Linked DNA regions of Mus musculus: region 2 is linked to region 1. The links are chromatin loops, found by intact Hi-C in ENCODE. Cell type or tissue: left cerebral cortex. All regions are shown on one strand.

Region 1 (8,000 bases):
ATTTCTCCTGTGTCTGTACATGCAAACACACACACACACACACACACGCAAGTCTTGTCTTGGCATTGTTGCAATACTCATAAAGGAAAGGCAATATTGCTTTTCAATTCAACTTGAAGAAATTCCGCTCCGGTTCATACACATAAAGGGAGTCTCCAAGACCTACGAAAACAAAATTTCTTCCGTTAAAGATTTAATTTTTTATGAGCACGTGTGTGTGTGTGTGTGTGTGTGTGTGTGTGTGTGTGTACGTGTATACTCAGGGAACAGTCATGCATGTGAGAATATGGGTGTGTGCCTATGCATGCATGCAGGGGCCAGAGGATAAAGTCAGGTGTCGTCTTCAGGAACACTGTCCATCTTCTTGAGCCAGGGCCTCTCATTGGCTTAGAGCTCTTAAATCAGACAAGCCCAGCTGGCTGGTGAGCCCCGCAGTCTCTCTGTCTCTGCCTGCTCAGTGCTGGGCTCACAGCACATACTGTCACCCAGCATGTTCACCCAGGTTCTGGGGCCCGAACTCAGGTCCTCACGGTTGCATGGCATGCACTTCACCAAGCGAGCCATCTCTCTGGTGCCTGTGTCTTTTCAATTTGGAATTGACACATAGCTTGCACATATTGATGGGGGTACAATGTGACATTTAAATACATGTGTGCAACGTGTAATGATCAATCCAGGGCAATTAGCATATCCATCACCTCGTGTATTTGTCGTCTGTGCTGGGAATATTCAAGATTCCCCTCTACTAGAGACTTTGAAACATATAACTTAATGGCTGTCGCTTGAATAATCCTATGGTTATTCTTCCTCTGCCTTTGCCCCTCAGCCTTCCTAGAAAAGAACCATCCTTAATGATATATCACACAGCCGGGAGCTTGTATGTGGTTTCCCTTCTTATCTAGTCATCACAATTAATAGCCAAATAATAGATTTGACCTTTGGTTAAATTTAAAGCCTGCCACTTTCACTTAATTGCTAGTTGGGTGCAAAAAAAAAAAATGTCCTCTGGGTTTCTGGGTTGGTTGCATGGCTCCTCAGATGCAGTCTCTGTTTGTTTGTTTATTTGTTTGATCCTTCTTTTCTTCCTCCCTCCCTCCCTCCCTTCCTTCTTTTCTTTCTTTCTGGTTATGTAGCTCTGTCTGGCCTGCAATTCCCTATGTATGTAGAACAGACTGGCCTTGACCCTGGAGACTGGCTTACCCCTGCCTCCTGAGTGCTGGCAGTAAAGGTGTGTGCCACCACACCCGGAGAAGATGGCTCATCAGGTAAAAGGCTTGCTGCCAAGCCTGAGGCTATGAATTCAACCCCACAGGACCCACATGAGCACACATGGCACACGGTCCCTTTCCAGAAACTAAATGTAATAATAATAATAATTAATAATAACAACATCTCAGGGTTATCTGTGTAATGTGGCAGTTCTTAGTGTGCGTTTCATGGAGTTCTTCCGAGAAGGTGAGGATCTGTGCCTTCAAGGATTACAAGGACTTTGCTTCCCCTCCATAACAGGAGCCTCCTGCGTCATCTTCACATGTCCCTAAAAGTGACAAAGAAATCAAAAGCAAGAGTGTTGCTGCTGGCATATGAATTGAGGACACTATTGAGGACCTTTGAGGCAAGCCAGAGGGATACGCAACGGGGCAAGCATTGATCTCTACTGGGTTCTGTGATGGTCTGAATGAAATGGCTCCCATGGGCCTGTAGGGAGTAGCACTATTAGGAGGTGGGCGTGGCCTTGTTGGAGGAAGTGTGTCACTGATGTGTGGACTTTGAGGTCTCAGATGTTCAAGCCAGACCCAGTGTCTCACTCTCTTCCTGCCTGCTGACCCAGATGCAGAACTCTCAGCTCCTTCTCCAGCACCATGTCTGCCTGTGTGCCACCATGTCTGCTGCCATGATGATAATGGACTGAACTTCTGAACTGCAAGCCTGACCCAGTCAAGTGTTTCCTTATAAGAGTTGCCACAGTCATGGCATCTCTTCACAGCAATAAAACTCTTAACTAAAGCGGGCTGGGATAGCCGAATGCATCTGAGTTGGGTTGCCTGCCATGCAGTCATCAGCATGTGGGTCTCTGCCTCTGCAGCCTCACAGGCCCTCAGAATCCCAGCTATAACTTAGCCGGCAGACTGCCTTAAAGATCATGGAAGTTAAACACTGGAGACACCACACAAACAAACTTCCTGAATTCCACTCTGTTGCAAAAAAAAAAAAAAAAAAAAAAAAACCAAAAAAAAAACCAAAAAAAAAAAGAAATAAAGAAAACAATAACAACAACAAAACCCAAACCCGGACCTTTCCTCAAAGCACTTCTTCATGATGAAAGAGAAAAGACCTTTATGACATGTAATAGGAAGAATGATGCCTATAAATGCACAGTGACAGCTCATGAGAAGGGTGTCATGAGACAAGTCCTCAAAATCCCCAAATCAGAGCCTCATACAGGGAAGTGGTGAAAAGCTCTGCTTCCTATCATCGTTTGGCTGCAAAAATATAATTTTTATCCCTGCAACAAAGTATCCCCAGCTATAATTATATAATATATATTAGTTATATACACATAACTAACATAACTAATATATATTCTATATATGACATAAATAAATTATATATTCTATATATGACATAAATAAATTATATATTCTATATATAACATATAAATTATATATTCTATATATAACATATATAAATTATATATTCTATATATAACATATATAAATTATGTTATATATAACTAATATATACTATATAACTATATAATAAATATCTTCTTCAGCTAATCTCCTCTTTCCTCAGTAACCCTGATACACTGTCATGTGGGGTCCTCTGATCTGGCTCCTCCTCCTCCTGCAAAACTGTGCAACACCCTGCAACCATACCTGGGGGGAAAGGTGCAATAATTTCACTGATATTTTTCCAAACTCTACTTGCACAGAAGCATCCTTGCAGCCCCACAAAGCCGCCTCACCTCACCTCTTCCTGTTTCAGTGGACCAAGCCAAACACCCATCTTGGTGGAGCCTGCAGGTTCTCTCTAAGCCCAGCTCTGAAGATGGTCAATGAAGGCCCCCAAAGGAAGGCAAGGTTTGGAGAGGCACACACCGAATGGAAAAACCGGGATCCCCAGGCAGGAGCCTTTGTCCCCTGGCAACAATCACTGCGACGCAGTCTATTCAATTCCCTTCCACACCATGGTAGTATGTGCAGCAGCTTTTGCAGAGACCACATTAGAGAAGGCAGAGTCACAGGGAGGAGGGGACCTCAGTGTCTCCCTTTCTTGAACACACACAAGACCTTCTCTTTGACATCTATAAGGGAGGCTGTGGTCACTCTCATCCATCCCCATCAGCCCCCCCCCCCCTGTTGTTTTAGGATATGAAGTGTCACTAAAAATGGCCAACATCTCTCCCCTGACACAGGGGCATGAATCAGTACATCTTCCGTGCTTTCTCTGTGGTATCGATTTTTTCTGAGAACGGAGGCAGATGGCTCCGATATGGCGTCGTCTAATATCCCACCCCACCCCCACCCCACTTGATTTATAGATCCCTTTGTACATTACCTGAACATAAATGAGTCTAGCATCATTTCTCGCACGCTTGTCAAATTAAGGTAAGATATTCTTGTTGACCTTTAAACCTTCAAAAATAAATTAAAAAATAAACCAACGTGGCTGAGACATTTTGCAGCAAGAACTATAAATGAGCCAGGCTCTCGGATGCCAATTAAGAGGATGTAATTATGAAGGGGATTGTCGTGTGTGCTGCGGGTAATGATTTAATTTTAGTTTTAATGCGTTCACTCAATGGAGGAAAGGAAAATAAGCTGGTTACGAATCATCTCGTGAAAGAGCCGAGAACAACTTGGCACCATTTGTTCCCTAATTTACCAAAACGGGAAGGAGCTGGGGGTGCTTGGCACTGGAGCCTTCCAGGAGGAAAGAACACTTTGGAAAAGGTGCAGAAAGAAGAAGCAGTGGCGGGAACCAAAATAGAGACAAGGTGGCCGTTTGCTGCGATGTTACCAAACACAGCCAGCGCCAGCCCGTTCTCGTGGGGCTGGGTGAGGGTGTGAATTGGATCCGATTTCCTGCAGGGGAGGAATTCTGCTCAGGGGATACATTAAGCCTTTCTCCTCTGCTGCTTTTTCCAATGTCCTTCCTATAATAGCCAGTCTTGGGTCCAAGAAAAGGGTCCCTGGGTATTAGGGTTTGAGTGCAGACAGTTCCCCAGGGGCTCAAGTGTTGGGACAGTTTCCAGGTGGTGGCAAAGTGTCTGAGGTGAGACCGTTTGGATGCAGGGTCAGGGGGCTTCTAAGTAATTAGCCAAGTCTGAGCTCTCTGCTCCTTGACGTCAGATACGACGTAAACTGTGGCCTCGCGCTGCTGCTGGCCCAGCAATGAGCATGCTTCCCACTGCCATGGGCTGTGTCTTCTCAAAGCAGTGAGCCAAAAATAAATTGCCCCCCCCCATTGCTTCTTCCAGGTGGTTTTCCCCCCCCCCCCCCCCATGAACAAGAAAAGCACTCATATGCTATCTGCAGCAGGTGATGTCTACTTGCGGCTGACCACTGGTCTCCGTGGACAGAAAGGTACACAGTCTCTTAGTATCTCCACCCACAAACACTGTTATTCAAGGCCAGATGACGCTCTCCGTACTGACCTGTGCCAGCCAGTGTGCCAAACACAGGTGCACAGCCACCGTAAGAAGCACCTGGCCTGTCAGGCTGGCTTTTGGCATCTTCCAGATATTTGCACAAGAATATCCTGTAACCATCAACTTCTAATTAAGTCTGTCTTCAAACCTCACCAAGATAATGTGAGGGGCCCTGTATGGAGCCCCCGCCCCCCGCTCTGACCTGATTGGTGATTGAGAACTTCCATGCCCGCCCCTCCTTACCTCTGCCAATGCTTGCAGCCTCCTGCCTCAGCCCCTCCCACTTCCTAAACTCTCTTCCCTTTTTTATCTACAGTGACCCTGTTCTTGTCAATACAACCCTCTCCTGTCTTCATGAACTGCTAAGAGCTACCTTCCTTCTAATCCAGTGAACTCCAGTGACACCAGGCAGAGAGGATTCTCTCAGGGACGACAGAGTGAGACCGCTGGAGCCCTCTGTTTCCTCACTGTTAAGGATTCAAATATGAAACAACGTCTCCCACAGGCTCATATTTGAAAGACGGTTCCCGGCCTAAGGCACTATTGTGGTGGGTAGCAGAACCTTACGGGGTGGGAACTAGTGGGAGGCAGTTGATCCCTGGGGCCACTTTTGGCACCCTGGGGCCACCTAATGTGAACTGAGTCCCCTGCCAGACCTTCCCTGTCACGGTGGACTGAACTCTGAAACTGCAAACCAGAATAAATATCTAACTCTGTGAAATGTCTCTGTTGAGTATTTTGGTCACAGCGGTGAGAAGCTAACCAGTGTATTCACCCATTCGCAGGTGCACACGCGTGCTCCCTCATACACAGCCTGATAGGCTTCGGTGGATGTGGAGGAAGGAGGCCCCTGAGTTTCCTAGTCCCGTGTTATGTGTCATTTGTTTAGGCCAAGTGGCCTATCTACAGTCATGTGACTAATTAACATGTAATTAACATTACACAGTCCCATGCTAATGACCTCTCCTTGTTCTGCAGCCCACGCTGCCTCGATATCAGCCCTCTGAGCCACCAGCTCACACGTGATCCTCGGGAAAGCCGAGTGAAGCATAGCAGTTCCTGACAGTACCAAGGAGGCCGGGGATGCCTTCAGCCACAGGCCTCTTCCAAAACCTGAGAGGAGGAGGTCTGCTCCAGTCTGAGTTCTGAGGCTCCCCTTGGGCTCTGCGAGACACTCCCATTGAGCCTTGTTTTATCTCTGTATTCTGAGTGCCAGTCAGACGATGCAAACTCCTCAAACTTGCCAAAAGAGTTGCCAAGGTCCCTCCCAGAGGCTCTCTCTGCCTCCAGAGGCATCGAGGAGCCAGTCCTCAAAGACACACATGCATATCCATATCAAAAATATTAATAAGGGCTGTTCTTCCACATGACCTGGGTTCAGCTCTCAGCACCCACATGACGGCTCACAACCATTTGGAGCTCCTATTCCAGGGGATTCAGTGTCCTCTTCTGGCCTCGGAGAGCACCAGGCACACATATGATAGAGACATACATGCAAGCAAAACACTCAAACACATAAAATAAAATAAATCTAATAATAACAACATATAAAAATGATCCTATAAATAATAATGATAAATAAATTTAAGTTCTATTGCTGCTCTTCAGCAAAACCATTTGCATTAAAAGCCTGCCATAACCAACCTACTTCCCACGTCCCTGTATCATTATACCCCTCTATGTCCAGATCAGTCAAACCAGGAACCCACAAATGATGGCCCATGGATCAAACTTGCCAGCCACCTGTTTCCTTGACTAAACTTTAATGTTCATATTTGCTTTCTGTAGGACTGGGCCCTTAGGCTTGAACCTAGGGCCTTGTATATATGCTCGGCCAGCACTCTACCATGGAGTCACGCCTCCAGCCCTGCAAATAAACTGGAACTGGAACAGAGCCACACCCACATGTTCCCCGCTCCATCCAGGGCTGCCCTCATGCTGCAGTATGCCAGCCAAGCAGATTCAGGGGAGACCTGCTGTCTCAAAGCCCAAGATTTTGCTTCAGCACCTTGCAGAGAATTTTTGACCTATGGCCTAAATTACAGATACAATTTCTTCATAAATTACCTGTCAATTAAGTTTTAGGGTTGCCTGTTAAACTTTGGGTGAGCCATTCAACACACTCAAAGAAACAAAAGCAAAATGCCAGAAGCTGAGGGTAAGTCGTACCGATTCCCAATCACAAATCCATACACGAGCACACAGATAAAACAGTCCCACACGGAAAGCCTTTGAGCAAGTCGATTGCAGGGAAGATTCCTTTGAAGGTTACGCCCACCTCAATCCACTCCACAGGGACCATTGGCAGAATCCTTCCTGGACTTCGATCTATACGGGTCCTTACAAATAGGAATGCAGAGGACATACAGTTGTGGCTTTTGTTGCATATGTGGGCTTTAGCCATAAATTAATTACATGTATATAATATATATGTAGTGTGTATGTGTGTGTGTGTATGTGTGTGTCTGTCTGTCTGTGTGTGGAGAGACAGCTCCAAGGTTAAGAGTGCTCACTGCCCTTTCAGTGGATCAGAGGAGTTTGGCTCCTAGCACCATGTCAGGTTACCACCTGTCATTTCGGCTCCAGATGATGCCCTCTTCTGGTCTCTGTGGGCACCTGCACTTACATGTGCACATATTCAAATATAGACATGCATACATACACACACACACACACACACACACACACACAGCCAAAAACAAAATAAATCTTGGGGCTGGAGAGATGGCTCAGTGGTTAGGAGCACTTGTTCTTGCAGAGGACTTGGGTTTGATTCCCAGCACCCCCCCCCCCCGTCAGGTGACTTACAACTGCCATTAACAGGGACACACACAGTGCGCAGACATACATGCAAGCAAAACACTCGTGCACATAAAATAAACTAATTCAAAACACATTCCTCTTTACAGACTAGCTCTTGGATCTCTTGCCCAGGTGGCACAAGCAGACATACTAAATGCTTCTTAGCTGTCCAGAAGATTCCAATGACCACCCCCACACACACACACACCAGATTCATCATTATGTTTAGCATAAACAGCCCTCCTTTTCCCCAAAATAGTACCCACTCTGCATCAACAGCAGCAACCTAAGGGAAGAGGGATTTGTATGGTTCAGTTTCAGAGAGTTACCGGCGGGTGAGGTGGAGGCTGGGGGGGAAATGGTGTTCATGGAGACAGGTGCGCACAGCTTAGACTCCACAGGCTTGGCAGGCCGGAGCACAGAGCTCCCTCCATCTCCATCCCTCATTTCTTCCAGCTCAGCCCTGCCTGAAGCTTTCCAAAATACCCCCATCAGCTGAGGGACCAAGAGTTCAAATAAATGACCCGGATAGGGACGTGTTCTC
Region 2 (8,000 bases), 55 kb before region 1:
GAGCACCATGGGAGCCTGGTCTAGCCTGCCATGGCAGCACAAGTTGTGAGCCTGGTTTGGGAGCCAGCAGATGGAGGACCTCTGGAACGGGATGTTTGAGGTACCTAGTTTTTTCCCTTGCCAAGAACATAAAGCCAGCCTATGAGCAGTGGTTTGAAGAATACCAAGTACTGTAAGGAGACTCCAACTGTGGGATACATTCAGGGGACCCTCACACCGAAAGGGCTCAGTGCCAGAGCACAGTGCGCCCAGCCTCAGGGGAGAACAAACTCAATCTCAACTGGCCACCAAGAATGCAAGGAGTCCCGGCTACAGCAAGTGACCATCAGACTTCATCCTGGCTGCTTCCCACTAGGTCAGAAGAGAGAGGACTACCTCCAGGACAGAGCCTGATTGGCTGCATCCTCCGGGTTCCCTGTGCTCAAATTGCACCCCGTGAACAGACCCTGGACCGGACCACACTGACAGAGAGTGCGGATGGGCTCTGAGGTGCCATTCTCCCAGCTCACCTGCTTATCACCTGAGTTTAGGTCCCCAGAGTCTCCCATCTAACCCAGGTTTTCAAGACTCCCCTAGAGGAGGTCTCTGGAGGTACTGGGGAGTCAAGAAAACCATCCTCTTAGTGACATCAGGGATAGATGGTGACAAGGAAATAGGGGCTCCCTAGGCTAAAGTTGTAGCTATGGGGAAAACGTCTAGAGGTGCTGTTTCTGGGGCCACAGTGACACGGCAGGGACCCTGGGCCACATCAGGGACCAAACACACACACACACACACACACACACACACACACACACACACACACACACACAGAGAGAGAGAGAGAGAGAGAGAGAGAGAGAGAGAGAGAGAGAGAGAGAGAGCTTTTGAGATGTGGTCTCAGGCCACATCAGGGACCAAACACACACACACACACACACACACACACACACACACAGAGAGAGAGAGAGAGAGAGAGAGAGAGAGAGAGAGAGAGAGAGAGAGAGAGAGAGCTTTTGAGATGTGGTCTCAATGTGTGGCCCAGGCTAGCCCTCGCCTCCTCAGTGCTGGGATAACAGGCATGTGTCGCTAAATTACACACATAACTGTGTTTTAGTTTTTGCTTTTGCCAATTTCATTACTGGGAAAATTGAAAGAGCCCCCAACAGTTGTGGCAGACTCAGGTACAAGGAACCCCAGAAGCTGAGTATGTGTGGGTGGGTGGGTGGGTGGGTTTGTCAGCCTGGAACTAAATGGAAAGAGAGTTTTCCTAACCCGGCTCAGTTTCAAAGGCTTGGAGACTCCGTTGGGCTCCACCATTACACACAGCCACATAGCTTGTGAGCCTCCCCTCCCCGACATACTATACACCACGTGCACACACACCTATATCCATTATGACAATACTTTCCCATACATCTTTTGTGTAACCAGAGCCAAGCAGGTCTCCTGATGGGAGCTGGGCCCGGCAGATACTCTCCTGGAGCATTGGAAAGTCACCACCTCCTCCTGGGGTTTCCATCATACCCCATGACACTTCTTCAGGGAATTGCAAGAACCCCCCACTTCTCTGCACACCGTCTCTAGCTGGGTCATGCCCAGGGGACAACCGCAGAAAGGGTGGGCTCCCCAGATACACTTCTGTCCCTGTCCTCACAAAGCAGGCCTCTCTGTGTTACCTGGCTTAGGAGCCTTACACCTGCTGCCTGGAGTAGGTCTTTCTGGCTGAGCCTACCCTGCCCTGGATGCTCCAAGGATGGGCAGAGAATAGTGAGGTGGGAAAGGAGACAGCAGGAGTCAGGGCTCAGCCGCTTTGTCCAGCTCTGACCTCTGCCTGGCTCTGGAGCCGCCCCTGGCGGAGAGGAGCCCACCCACCAGCAGCAGCAAGACTTGCAGCCACACACGGTGGGGGAAGGGCTTCCTGGAGGCTGCCGCCACACATTTTAAGGTGTCTTCAATTATTCATGGAGATTTGGAAGAGCTGTCTGCCTGCCTAGGGCCGCCCCGCAGCCACACTTTGCAGGATAGAAGCTCACTGCTCGCCTGTCTGTGCCCCATGGGGAACGCAGGTGTCCTCCTTTAGAATAAAGGAGTCATTGGGAAAGCAAGACCCCCTCCCATGCTGTTTCTGGCCCCAGTGGGTAGGGACTGGCTGTCTTCTGCTCTCTTTGTACCTCCCCTTTCTTCTGAGAGAGTGCACAGGATTAAGGGACAGGACTCAGCTATGGCCTTGGGGCAGCGTCTGTCAAGAAAAGACAAGCCCAACACGGAGAGGGTGGACTGGATCTGCACAGAGTCTAGGAAGGCTCTGGATTCCTAAAGCCAGCCAGCAAAGCCCAGCCAGGGATGCAGTCTGAGGTCAGAGTGGTTTGCTTCACCCACGCACGGCTGCTGCCAGCATCCATATAAAGTTGCGGGTTACCCAGGTCCTGGCACAGTACCCAGTAAACCAAGCAAAATACTAGGGAGGGAGGTACCCACCTACAGCTTCTGTTCCTAGCTTGCCCACCTCCATGCATGTCAGCATTTACTTCCTCAGGACTCTTATCAACTGAATTGGTGACATCATACACCAAGACGGACATAGGATGCAGAACACAGCTGGACCAACTTGCTTGGTCTATGTCAAAGGATTTGGATCAAATGTGCTAATATGGGTGAGAATTGAGAAACCTTGGGAATGCCAGGGCCAACCCTCCTGAGGAGAGGGACATTTGGGTTTGAAGCAGTCAGGTTCTGGGGACACAGAGATGATACCTGAATGTGGCTCTCCTTGATGCTGTTCCTTGTGAAGAAATGCTCCCATCCAGCCCAGGTCCTCCCCGGTTAGGAACATACTTTCTCCAGCAGAAAGGACAACAGGTAGGTGCAGAACTACCCACCTCAGGTGAGATCAACAGGGGAGTGTTCTAGATTAGGATAGCCTGGAAGACATGCCACCTCCTAGAGAGATGACTCAGGACCCCCAAGGGTGCTGCAGTGTCACACCAGGATGACAAATACAGGTCTTTTACATGCACACACACACACACACACACACACACACACACACACACACACGCAAAGTGCACAGGTAAATGCTTTTCATAGCTTGTGTGTAGGCCATCTTGAATGAAAACATTCAGATGAGCACACATGAATACAGGAGGGATCATGGCATGCTCCAAAGGCTGGGCATTCAGCCTTCAGAAGTCTACACACACACAAATACACACACACACACACACACACACACACACACACACACACACACACACAGACAGGCAGACAGAAAAACAGAAATAGACAGATCTGCTTACTCCTGAGGATACTGAGTGCCGCCTCAGTCACTCCAGGATCACATGTAGAAAACACGAGCCAGGGCAGCACCCTAGACTTGGCAGCGGGAGTGTGGCTTAGGAAACTTCGCTGGTGCCTTCTGGGAGCGGAGCCACGCTGATACTCAGCAGGGTGAACACGGGGTGAAAAATGATTAGCTGTCAGTCAGTGCTTGAGGGATGCAGCCCTCCCTCTCCCCCCTGCTCTCAGCAAAAGGCTGCTGAGATATTGATCCACTTAGTGCATTCAGATCAGCAGCCACACATGGGCTGAGCCGTGATTAGCTGAAGAACATGAAGCGGGGGTGAGGGTTGCAGGGGTTCTTCTCCCAGGTCACCCCTGCCTCCTGAAGCTAGGGGCTGAGCTCGGAGATACTTATGCTAGGATGCCCAATACTTATTTCCTCTGGAAATGTCTCCAGCCAGGTCCCTTCTAGACCATGTTAGCAATCATAAATTCCCAGGCCTTGTTGAAGGGGGAGGGGTAACATGAGGGAATAAGATGATGAGAAGGGCAGAGGCACAGAAAACCTGGTGACAAGCCCCCAGGGGTGCTAGGGTAAGAGCCTCAGGAAACCATCAGATTTGGAGGCGCTAAGCTCCCCACCTGATTCCCAGGAGAAATTGGTCCATACGAAGGATAATGGCTTAAGTCTAATAAGTGACCACAGAACTTCCCTTATTCATTCCTTATACTACCCATCCATCCATCCATCCATCCACCTACCCATCATCCATCCATCTATCTGCTACCCACCCACCCATCCATCTATCCATCCATCCATCCATCCATCCATCCATCCATCCATCCATCCCATCATCCACCCACCTATCCATCTATCCATCCATCCACCCACCGTTCCATCTGCTAACTTACCCACTGTCCTTCTGTCTATTTGTCCACCATTCCTCTGTCCATTCAACAAACACCCGGCATATGATACGAAGGAAGCTTGGAGTAGAAAGACAGAAGAGACCTGGGTCCTGTCCCAAGAACCATCAGAGGCCAGGGCAACAAAAGTGTCATGAGCTGGCTCAGGGCGCCCTCTGCTGGCCTGAAGGCAAATACACCACTGGACATATCACTGTATGAACGTTAGAACAGGCCCAAACTCAGAAAGGGTGTCCAGAGACTGGCAGCCTTTCCACTGAGCCCTGCCATGTCCCACAATGCTTTTCTTTGTGAATATGTGGCTCAAGGATCAACTTGCATTGAACCTGGGGATGGCTACAGGTGCAGCAAGTGTCTCTGATCAGACCATGCCCATCCAGGGTGAGAGAGCCAGGGCACCAGTCCTCGATGGCTCCCAGATGGGCCAGTGACAGCAGCCACTCTGATCTGGGCCATGATGGACATGACCACTGTGGAGGAGATGCCTCTCAGATGCCAGCCCCAGTTCCTTGATTCTGCTCTCTACCACTGTAGGGAATGAGCTGAGGGGTAAGGCAGAGAGGCCTGGTGCCCCATCACTGCTTGCCTCTGTCTGATTTGTTCCTGCCTCTGTTTCTTTCTGGCTTTGCCATGAACACTTTGACTGGGTAATTTCTGCAAGTCAAAAGAAGCCAACAGAAAGTGTATGTGATTTGTCTATACATGTATTTTTTTGTACAGATATGGTGTGTTAGGTATGTATATATGTGTGTAGATGTATACACATATGGTATACATCATGGCATATACCTGAGTGTGTATGGGTGACACATGTATGATATGATGTGTGCTCTGTGCATAAATTGTATGTGCTGTGTATGGATGATATGTACATATGTGTGTATGTTGCAATAGGTAGTATATGTGTATTTGTGGGAATGAATGGTGTGTGGTGTCTATGTGTTCATTGTATGCAGGTGGTATGTACATGTATGTGGCGTGCATGTATATATGTGTTTATTGTGGATAGGTGCTATATGTATGGAGTATTTGTGCAGCTTCTAATGATATATATGTGTATGTATGTAGTGAATGGTGCATGTGTGTGGTGTATGTGGATTGTGTGTATATGGGTGGTATGTATGTATGTGCTGTATATGTATGTGTGTGGTATATGAATATATGGCATGAGTCTGTATACACAAGGATAGGTAGTGTGTGCATGATCAGGCCCAGATGGTCCTTTTAGTTCCTCCCCCAGGCATTAGGAACTTCCTGTGCCCCTCTGCCTCTTCTGATGGACAGGAGCTCTCTAGTACGGAGGGTCTGGCTGTGGAGTTTCAGGGCTTCACAGCAGGGGCTGCCAGGCCTTTCCTAGAGCCAGCTGCCACAGTGAAAACAGAATCACTCACAATAAGAATGGCTGTCAGGGGGAGCTGAGCCAGGAGTCTCCTTTGTGGCCTGAGACCTCCCATCTTAAACAGCAGCCAACGAGATGATGTGTGGCCATCAATGGTGGCACTGTCACAAGGCAGAACATCTCCTTTCTTTGACTGGAGCAGCACGCAGGAGTCTGATACACAGTGACTGTCACATGATGTCCTCCACGGAGTGTGAAACCCAGGCTTGCTGCAGTTTTTCCTTTGGTAGCCACAGCAAGTGGCTCCAGCCCCATCCTTGCCATATGAGGCTTGTTCACCCTTGCCCATTCTGCTGAACAAGGCTCCTCAGCTCCTGACTGCTTGACAAACCTGGGGCTGGGCACCTTGCGGTCCTCTACCTTCCTTCCTCCCCAGCCTCTGGAGGCAAGTACAAAGTGCAGCCCTAAGGCTAGTCCAGTGTCTCCAGGTGACCCCCTCCCCCAGTCCTGTCTCCTGGAATCCTGTCACATTCCTGGGATTGTCATCCAATACAGGGAACATTCTCTCCCTCTCTTTTCCTCTCCCTCCTCCCCCACCTCTCTCTCTCTCCCTCTCTCTCCCCAGTGTACACACACACACACACACACACACACACACACACACACACACACTTACACAATCTTTCATTTCTGGGGGGGACAGCTGGGGCAGGCTTTGAACTTGTTATGTAGCTTAGGCCAGCCTCTCCATCCTCCATGCCCAGCCTCTGGAGTACTGGAATGTCAAGCATGCGCCACCACGCCTGGCTGTAAGGCTCTTTCAAAAGCACTCCTATCTCACTCATTTCCCCAGAGAACAATAGCCAGGGAGCTCCAGCCACAGAAGCAGGAGCCTCAAGTGGGGGGCGGATCCTTGGACACAATGCACACTTTCCTTGAAAGGGCACTAAGGCCTCGGAAAGGAGAGACACAGGGAAGCCTGAGTGAGAACCAACATATGTGATCTTGCTTTAGCCACACAGCCAGTTCCTGTTGTCTCACGGGTGCCCTGTGCCTTACAGACAGGTGACTAATGGGCAAGATTCAACCCCAGCCTGGCCATCCGCTCTGGCCTGAGGACAGTTCTGTAGTATGTCAAGGGTTTCCCACCTGACCTTCTCCCAGCTGACAAAAGGAATCCGCCTTATATCAGGGGAAGTGTAAACGACTTTTAAAAACATTTATCAATGTCAGCCACAGTTTGGAAAACACATTTCATTTGGGAGGTGGCAGACACTGGCGTCTCACTGTAGAAAGCCACACCTATGATGTCATTGGTGGGACTGGTGAGGGGAGACTGGGTACATCTTGGAAACTTGAGGCTGGGGAGGGAAGGGAAGCAGTGGAACCTGGGTAATTAGACTCCCCTCCAACCCCCAGCTGAAGTCTAGACGAGCAGGTAGCCCGCAGAGCCAGAACTGAGGGCAGGGTGCACTTGGCATTCGGGAACCCCAGAGAGGTGTTCAGGCCCAGATCGGGAGGTGCTGTCTCTCCCCACTAAGTGTCCCAGGCCCCACGGGATCCAGCAGGGATTTAAGAGCTGGGGGTTGGCCTGGGTGTGTAGCTTTCTCGCCCTCCTCTGCAGCCTGCAGCTTTTACCTCTTCCCGAGAAGGCTTCTGGGTAAACACAGAACATATACATTTATCTCAGCTTCCCTCTAAGATCACAGTGTAACGGCAGCAAAGAATGAAACAGATAGCAGCCCACGGTGACAAACAGCACTAGTGGGGGATGGCGGCAGATGACAGATTCCAACACATTTCTGGAAGGCGGAAAGAGGACCAGGGGTGGGAACAGCTTCCACGGATGAGAGTAACACGTTGGCCAAGCTCATGGGGTGCATGTGGAAGCAGGACGAAGCCCACAGTGGAGGGAGAGGACTTGAAAGGAGCAGGAGGGGGGCTGGGAGGAAGGGACTTGAGCTTGAGACTCTGAGTGATTTTTTTCCCCTCAGATCTGCCTCAGAAGAGTGCACAGAGGACAAGCAGGCTCCAGGATTGGATGGAGTGGGGGAGGGGAGGAGGTACACTGAAATGAGAGTTAACTAGAAGCCTTCAGGTGGAGCGGTCAGAACCCAGGCTCCCTTTGCAGCATGTACACACGGAGACCTTTCCCAAGGCTGGAGGTTGTAAACCTGTTCTGAACTCAGTTGTAGGCTCCCCCTAACTCACTGTGTTGAAGTCCAACCCTCCCAGACTTTCTTAAGGAGACAAGATGGAGGTAGAGAGTGGATCCCATATGGCTGTTGTCTTTATAAGAAGAGAAAGATAGGATTTAGATGCACAGTAAAGACCATGTAAAGTCACTGGAAGGAGCTGGAGGAATGGTTCAGCCATCAAGAGCATGCATGCATTTCTCTTCAAGAGGACCCGAGTTTGATTCCAGTACCCACCATATGGCTCACAACCACACATAACTCCAGCTCTAGGGATC

What was found. Hi-C counts contacts between places; a loop is a spot of excess contacts. Peaks named below come from ENCODE experiments on the same cell type or tissue, not always from the same donor. Only the 100,000 strongest peaks of a DNase experiment are listed, where the experiment ranks them.
Region 2: it touches region 1 in a loop (2.1-fold over the local background); 1 of 42 quality-filtered maps calls a loop at or near these places.

What each region holds. Positions count from the first base shown.
Region 1 is chr7:34,770,265-34,778,264 of GRCm38, forward strand. All of the region lies in intron 1 of Chst8 (carbohydrate sulfotransferase 8), which reads right to left. Among named protein-coding and RNA genes, the nearest start is that of Gm38987, 38 kb to the right of the region's middle. In left cerebral cortex, no CTCF peak of the experiment used is centred here; a DNase peak (open chromatin) is centred at 3,952; H3K4me3 peaks cover 625 bases; H3K27ac peaks cover 494 bases.
Region 2 is chr7:34,715,453-34,723,452 of GRCm38, forward strand. The region is part of intron 2 of Chst8 (carbohydrate sulfotransferase 8); the gene reads right to left. Among named protein-coding and RNA genes, the nearest start is that of Gm12781, 60 kb to the left of the region's middle. In left cerebral cortex, a CTCF peak has its summit at 4,343 (motif pointing left); DNase peaks (open chromatin) are centred at 4,339, 5,705 and 7,281.